3 separate regions of the Homo sapiens genome follow, and regions 1 and 2 are each linked to region 3. A link is an interaction called in ENCODE POLR2A ChIA-PET data of the cell type or tissue named here. Cell type or tissue: PC-9. All regions are shown on one strand.

Region 1 (2,500 bases), 130 kb after region 3:
AGGGAATGAAAATGAGGCATAGGTGGAAAAGAGTATAATTCAAGGCCCAGGGTGTGGAGTCCCAAGAGAGAGCTCTGTCCTCTCTTCCTTGTGCTGTGATGTAGACTACCCCTATCTAGGGCATCTCCCTGGATTTTCTTCAGTTCAGGAAGAACCTAGGCCAGGCGCGGTGGCTCACGCCTGTAATCCCAGCACTTTGGGAAGCTAAGGTGGGCAGAACACTTGAGGACAGGAGTTCGAGACCAGCCTGACCAACATGGTGAAACCCTGTGTCTACTAAAAATACAAAAATTAGCAGGGTGTGGTGGTGCATGCCTGTAATCCCAGCTACTCAGGAGGCTGAAGCAGGAGAATCGCTTGAATCCGGGAGGGGGAGGTTGCAGTGAGCCAGGATCGTGCCATTGCACTCCAGCCTAGGCGACAAGAGCAAGACTCTGTCTCAAAAGAAAAAAAAAAAAAAAAAAGCAGCAGCAGCAGCTAAGAGAGTGTAGGCCAGGCGCGATGGCTCATGCCTGTAATCCCAGCAGTTTGGGAGGCTGGGGCGGGCGGATCACTTGTGGTCAGGAGTTCGAGACCAATCTGGCCAACATGGTGAAATCCCGTCTCTACTGAAAATACAAAAATTAGCTGGGTGCGGTTGCACACACCTGTAATCCCAGCTACTTGGGAGGCTGAGACAAGAGAATCGCTTGAACCCGGGAGGCAGAGGTTGCAGTGAGCCGAGATCGCACCACTGCACTCCAGCCTGGGCGACACAGTGAGACTCCGACTAAAAAAAAAAAAAAAGTGTGTGGATCTGCAAGACTCTCCAAAGCAGTTCTCTCTAGTGAGCACAACATCCTTGATACAAATTTCCCCCTCCCCTCCACTCCCCACATTCAGGACAAGGGAGGCGCTGGCCCTCTCGCCCCCTGGCGGTCTGTCTAGCTCCCGGCAGCCTCGGAAAGCCCAGGACAGTAGGGCAGTGTACTTGCGACCGACCCCGCCCATCGGCTCCTGGGGAGCTGACAGGACGCACTCCACTTGGCCAGGCCTGTATCAGGCTCTGGCTCTGTCGCCCAGGCTGTAATGCAGTGGTGCGATCATGGCTACTGCAGCCTCGACCTCCCGGGCTCAAGTGATCTTCCATCTCAGCCTCCCAAGTAGCTGAGACCACAGGAGCGCGCCGCCACGCCCGGCTAATTTTTGTTACTGGGGCGGCGCGTATTGGTGCAGTCTCCACGTTCTTTCAGAAGAACGCGGGCGCATCGCTGGACCACGCGCCAGTGGGCAGCCGGCGCAGCCTCCCTGCCCCCCATAGTCCCGATGCTTCCAGAGGCCCATGGCGGGGGTGCGGCGCGGGGGTGGGGAGTCGGGTGGGAGTTATGGCTTCCCAAGCAGCCAAGTCTATTTTCTTCCCGAAGAGGGAGGGGCTGAGCTTGGCAAGGCTCTAGCCAGCTCCTCCCGCTCTGCCCCACCTGCTCCTCCCAGCTCTCCCCTCCATCTCTGCTTCCAAGCCATTTTTCTCCACTCATACCTGCACTAGCATCCGAGCAGGGAGTAGTTTGGAAGAACTTGTCCTCGGCGCTGCATGAGGATTCAAAAGGCCTCTCAACCTAGAGAGCCCTGGAAGCCAAAATTTGTGCGTTTCAGTAAGGGGCTTGGCTGGGGGTAAGAAGTAAAGTTCTGGCCACAGAATTTAAGCTTCTGCTTCAAAGAAGGAGCCTTTCTAATCTGCTGGGAAATCTCTCCAGGTTCCCTCCACGAAAGTATTTTGCCTGCATTTGTCTCCTCTGGGCAGGCAATAAGGAATCCTACTCCCAGCCCGTTGGGGTGGCTTACGCCTGTAATCCTAGCACTTTGGGAGGCTGAGGCAGGAGGATCGCTTGAGGTCAGGAGTTTGAGACCAGCCTGGGTAACATAGTGAGACCTAGTCTCTACAAAAAATTAGCTGACCTTAGTGGTGTGTGCTTGTGGTCTCTGCTACTTGGGAGGCTGAGGCGGGAGGATCAGTTGAGTCCAGGAGGTGGAAGCTGCAGTGAACCGTAATCGCACCACTGCACTCCAGCCTGGGTGACAGAGTGAGACCCTATCTCTCCCCTCCCCCCACCAAAAGAAAAATGTAAACAAAACAAAGGGGAAAAAAACAAATCCTGGCCCTGCGTGGTAGCTCGCACCTGTAATCCCGGCACTTTGGAAGGCTGAGGCTGGCGGATCCCTTGAACTCAGGAGTTCAAGACCAGCCTGGGAAACATAGCAAAAACCCGTCCCCACAAAAAAATACAATAATTAGCTGGGCATGGTGGCGGGCGCCTATAATCCCAGCCACTCAAGAGGCTGAGGCAATAAGATTGAAATTCCATCTCAAAATAAAATTAAAATAAGGCCGGGCGTGGTGGCTCACACCTGTAATCCCAGCACTTTGGAAGGCCGAGGCGGGAGGATCACCTGAGGTCACGAGTTCGAGACCAGCCTGGCCAACATGGTGAAACCCCGTCTCTACTAAAAATACAAAAAATTA
Region 2 (2,500 bases), 190 kb before region 3:
CTTGGAATGCCTAAAAGTCTGAGAGAGAAAAGGGAGCCAGACAAGGGGAAAAATCTAAGGCTGGGCGCGGTGGCTCACGCCTGTAATCCCAGCACCTTGGGAGGCCGAGGCGGGTGGATCACGAGGTCAGGAGTTCGAGACCAGCCTGGCCAACGTAGTGAAACCCCCGTCTCTACTAAAAACACAAAAATTAGCCGGGCATGGTGGCGGGCGCCTGTAATCCCAGCTACTCGGGAGGCTGAGGCAGGAGAATCACTTGAATCCGGGAGGCAGAGCTTGCAGTGAGCCGAGATTGCACCACTGCACTCCAGCCTGGGCAGCAGAGTGAGACTCCATCTGAAAAAAAAGGGGGGGGGGAAATACGAGGTAGGAGGAAAATCAAGTGAGTATGGAGTCTTGGAAGCAAATAAAAAACATGTTGCAAAAGGAATGAAATGATTACCTCTGTCAAATGCCACTGACAGAATTAAAATGAACATTGATAACTGACCACTAGAACTGTTAACATGGAGCCAAATACGGTTAAGATGATGAGGTGGGAAGGAAAGCCTACCTGAAGTGAGGTCAGGAGAGAATTAGAAGTCAGGATGCAGAGACAGCCAATATAGGCAACTCTTTTGAGAAGCTTTGCTATAAAAGAAGCAACGAAATGGGGTTATAGCTGGAGGGGAATACAGGATCGAGGGAGGGTTTTATTTTCGTTTGCTGTGAGGTAAGAGCAACTGCAGCATCTTGGTATCCAGCAGAAAAGTTATAAAGCTTCTAGAGGCAGTAGTTTTTGAAGACAGTGGATTAAGAGGGAAATACAATATGTTTGTGTTTCTATTTTTGTTCTCCTGAAGGAGTTTAGTTTTGAGGAAGGTCTGGATACAGAGTCACAAGGCTAAACAAAAAGCAGGAAAAAAAAAAATGCCCTGGAGTGGGGCGGGGATGCGTAGGGAGGATTTAGTCGGAGAGAGAAAACCCACCAATCTTCGTTGAGAAGTGGCTCCCAGATCACAGCCAGAGGAAATTCGCCTTCAAGAACCCGAAGTCTGGCTCCTTGCAGACGCCCCCGCAGTTCCCGGCTACTCACCCAGCACTAGGACCATCTGGCCGCACAAACAGTAGTAAACATGGAGGGGCTTCTCGCCGTCGTCATATTCCTCCCGGTCCCGAGTGTCAGAGCAGACTACTGACCGAGACACTACTTTCGGCATGATTCCCAAGAGCAATCTGAAAACTCTACGCCAAGAAGAGGGTCGCCCCGAAATGACGTCACGAGTGCGCCTTGCACCTTTTCCTTGTGGCTACGCTGGTCACGTGTTAGCAGAAGTCTTATAAACTTCCGGGCTGTCCTATCAGGCTAAGATATACGGGGGTGCGCCTGGAGCCTCCCAGAACCTACTTTGTCTTGGCCAAGTTAGCTGGGACTCCTGTGATCTGGGAGTCACTTCTCAATGAAGATTGGTGGGCTTTCTCACAACACCCTTAATATTATATAAATTCTTTACATTTCTATAACGCATGCATTTATATGTATATATACACATATGTATATATAAGACCAGCTAAATAAAGGACTATGCATTATATAGTTTATATTATATATATATATATATATATATGATACTGATTTGGGTGTGTTTCTAAATATGATTGTGATTTTAATGACTATTCCAGATGAGTACATAATTTTTTAGGTATCTTATTTTTTAGTTGATATAATTCACGTAACATAAAATTCACCCTTTTAAAATGTGTAATTGGGTGTTTTTTAGTGTATTCACAAAGTTGTGTAACCATCACCACTAATTCCAGAACATTTCCATCATCTCAAAAAGAAATCTTATACCCATTAGTAGTCACCACGACCCGCACATCCCCCACCTTCCCAGCCCACGGCAACCACTAATCTACTTTTTATCTCTATGGATTTGCCTATTCTGGACATTTCATATAAATGGAATCCTACAATATGTGGCCATTTGTCTGGCTTCTTTCATTTACCATAATGTTTTCAAGGTTCATCCATGTTACAGTACTTCTTTCCTTTTTATGGTTGAATAATATTTCATCATATGGATATATCACATTTTGTTCATTCATCAATTGGCAGACAACGGGGATGTTTTCACTTTTTGGTTATTATATAGATAATGCTGCTATGAACATTCATGTACAAGAATACTTCCACCGCAAATTTGTGTGGGAATATAAATCTGGATTTTTAACTTTTGACAGCACGAGAAGTGATTAAAGCACCTTGACACTGTTTGTGATTCAAACAATGTGGGATGTCATTGAATGACTTTACTGCAGTACAGGTTTCAGGTATAAACACTGTTTTGCCTTGTAATTTTAGGTTAAATTCATTAAGGAACATTACTAAGTCTATGGCAAAAGCCATTTTTTAAAACTATTCATGTTCAATAATAGTGGTCAAGGGTGGGGTTCTTCTCATTTAGAAAATTTTCTAAAATTTTGAATTCAAATTCAAATTCAAATTTTCTAAAATCTT
Region 3 (2,500 bases):
GACCAAATCTATGAGTTGCTTTTGATGTCCTGCAGATTGGAGTCTGGAGCAGGGATGTGGGAGCAGGCATTGAGGTGCTGATTGTGGATACATGTCCCCCGCCCCCAACATACACACACACAATCACATTTTCCCAGCCTGCCAAACCAGAACAAGGTAACAAATATTTCTTGGATAACTACTAGGTGCACAAGGATAGTATGACATAGCTGTCCAAGAGTTTATAGTTTAATTGGCATATGAGAGCAAGGGGAGAGAGATGTAACACAAGGCAGTCTTGGGGCCAAAGAAGTAGCAGAAACACAGGGCTGGGGAAAGAGAGGGATCACTTTGGGCTGGGATAATCAGAGGAGGCTTGCTAGAGGTGGAAACTAAGCGCAACCTTGAAAGAAAAGAACTTCACTACATAGAAGCTCTTCCAGGCAGAGGAGTGTAAGTTATAGATACGCTCACGTTACAAGTCTATCCTTTTGGCTGGAATTTGGGGCTTGTATGTGATTTGCAGTTGATAAGCCAGGCTTGAATGCCAGTTCCTGTGTACCAGAACAAAGGCTATGGTGTCGCACAGACCTGCTCTGCCACTTCCTGCTGGGTGACCTTGAGCAAGTAGCCTAACCTCTCTGCAAACTGGGGACAGTAATGATTCCCAGCACTTGAGGTCACTGGGAGGATTAAAAGAGTTAACATATATAACGCAACAAGCACAGTGCCTGGCACATAGTAAATGTTCAAAACCAAATTACAAATGCATAAACTGTTCTGAAGGAAAGCTCTAGATATTTAGGACTTGTTCCAAATACGTGAGGGCCAAGGAAGAAAAGCTTCCGATACCTTCTATCACTGCTGCCACAGGTGGCCCCGAGGGAGTGGGCTGATTTGGCCTGAGCCTCCATCCCCCTTGGCCTAGACTGCTGGAACAGTCTTCCGACTTCCTGCCTCTGCACCTCCCAAATCACCTTTTTAACACAACCTCCATCATGGCTGTGTCTCTCCCCGGCTCAACAATCTTCTATGGCTCCCCGTTGCTCACTGACTGAGCTCCTTAAGATGCTGGGGGTGTGGAGGCAAGAACCACTATTTACTAAGGGAAGGGAAGAGCAAAGAGTACGCTGGTATTAGGAGTGAAAAAGAAAAAATATCCTTTTTTAAAAAGCCCCTAAGCTTTGAATTTGTAGAAAGCGGGGCCCTGGGGAGAGAGCAGGGATGCATCTCTAAAGAGAACAGGGCGCTCCTGCGGCGCCGGCTCAGATTCACCTGTAGCTGCTTCTCCAAGCCAACCTGGGAAAATTGACGGGAGGGAAGAGGGTGGAGAGCAGGACAGAGAGGGCGGTGCAGAAGGGGAATATCCCTCCTGAGTTCCCTGGAAGAGCGTCAGCCTGGACCCTGGTCTTGGGCTTCTCTGCTGGAATCCTGGGCAGCCCCGGGTGCTGCGGCGAGGGTCAAGGCCACACAAAGGGCAAGGCAGGCAGACGAGCCAGTCACATGGGGCAGTCGAGCTGCCTGCGTGAATGCTAGGCGCGGGACAATGGCAACTCCGGGACAAAGTGCAGGGAGACTCCTGAAGAGATAAGAGGGAAGGGCGAAGGAAGGGGGCGGGGAGCCAGAGCCTCGGAGCTCCAGGACCGCGCTTTGGGAGACCGTGGCTGGAAGCCGAGCTCGGCCCGCTGCGGAAGGGGCGCCCTCGCGCCTCTACACTCTAGCCCCGGCTGGGATGCTGAGAACCGCGGCTTCCAGGGCCGCAGGCGAGCTCCCAGCCAGTCCCCGCGCCCGCCCTTCGGTGCTGGAGGCGGGGCTGCCGAGCTCACCTGGCCGTTTGGGGTGGGACCGCCCGCGACCCGGGGGAGCTGCAGAGGCGGCGGTACCCAGGGAAGTGGAGCTGGGCTTGCCCTGGGGACTTGGCTGGAGCTCACACCCCTCCACGCCCCCCAAGGCCTGCGCGGGGGCCCTCCCCTAGCTCCCTCCCTCCTCCTCCTCCTCCTCCTCCTCCTCTCCTTTGCTCCCTCCCTCCGAACCCAATTGCTCAAGCAGCTTCCTTCCCCAACGCCAGCGCCAGTTCCTCTCCCGTTGGGGCCCGGGAAGGGCAGCTAACGCTGGACACTGGGACGGCCGCGGCGGCAGCTTCAAGACCATGGCCCAGCTCGGAGGGGCCGCGAACCGGGCACCCACGGCCTCTCTCGCGCCGACCTCGCAGAGCCTGCGGTGCGCCCCGCAGCCCCGCCCCTCGAGAGCGGACACTGGTAGCCTGGGCAGGTACTGGGGCAAAGCCGCAGCCGCCGCCTCCCGGGAGCACCCCTTCCCAGGCACGCTGATGCACTCTGCAGCGGGCTCAGGGCGCCGGCGGGGAGCGCTGCGGGAACTGCTGGGGCTGCAGCGGGCGGCTCCTGCGGGGTGGCTGTCGGAGGAGCGCGCCGAGGAGCTGGGCGGGCCGAGTGGGCCGGGCAGCAGCAGGCTGTGCCTGGAACCGCGGGAGCACGCGTGGATTCTGGCAGCCGCCGAGGGC

Evidence for each region. Peaks named below come from ENCODE experiments on the same cell type or tissue, not always from the same donor. Only the 100,000 strongest peaks of a DNase experiment are listed, where the experiment ranks them.
Region 1: POLR2A ChIA-PET joins it to region 3 with 31 read pairs; 14 of 35 experiments call an interaction of 5 or more read pairs at or near these places.
Region 2: POLR2A ChIA-PET joins it to region 3 with 15 read pairs; 11 of 35 experiments call an interaction of 5 or more read pairs at or near these places.

The regions. Positions count from the first base shown.
Region 1 is chrX:119,886,892-119,889,391 of GRCh38, forward strand. No RefSeq gene overlaps it. Among named protein-coding and RNA genes, the nearest start is that of AKAP14, 7.8 kb to the right of the region's middle. In PC-9, CTCF peaks have their summits at 892 (motif pointing left) and 1,096; a DNase peak (open chromatin) is centred at 940; H3K4me3 peaks cover 846 bases.
Region 2 is chrX:119,564,157-119,566,656 of GRCh38, forward strand. STEEP1 (STING1 ER exit protein 1) reads right to left here and starts at 1,253. Exons shown (of 7, transcript NM_022101.4): 1 at 1,076-1,253. The coding sequence starts at 1,199. In PC-9, no CTCF peak of the experiment used is centred here; a DNase peak (open chromatin) is centred at 1,295; H3K4me3 peaks cover 1,455 bases; H3K27ac peaks cover 705 bases.
Region 3 is chrX:119,756,540-119,759,039 of GRCh38, forward strand. It overlaps SOWAHD (sosondowah ankyrin repeat domain family member D), which reads left to right and starts at 2,049. Exons shown (of 1, transcript NM_001105576.3): 1 at 2,049-2,500. The coding sequence starts at 2,129. RefSeq lists silencers at 1,799-1,948, 2,059-2,358. In PC-9, no CTCF peak of the experiment used is centred here; DNase peaks (open chromatin) are centred at 1,532 and 2,252; H3K4me3 peaks cover 1,435 bases.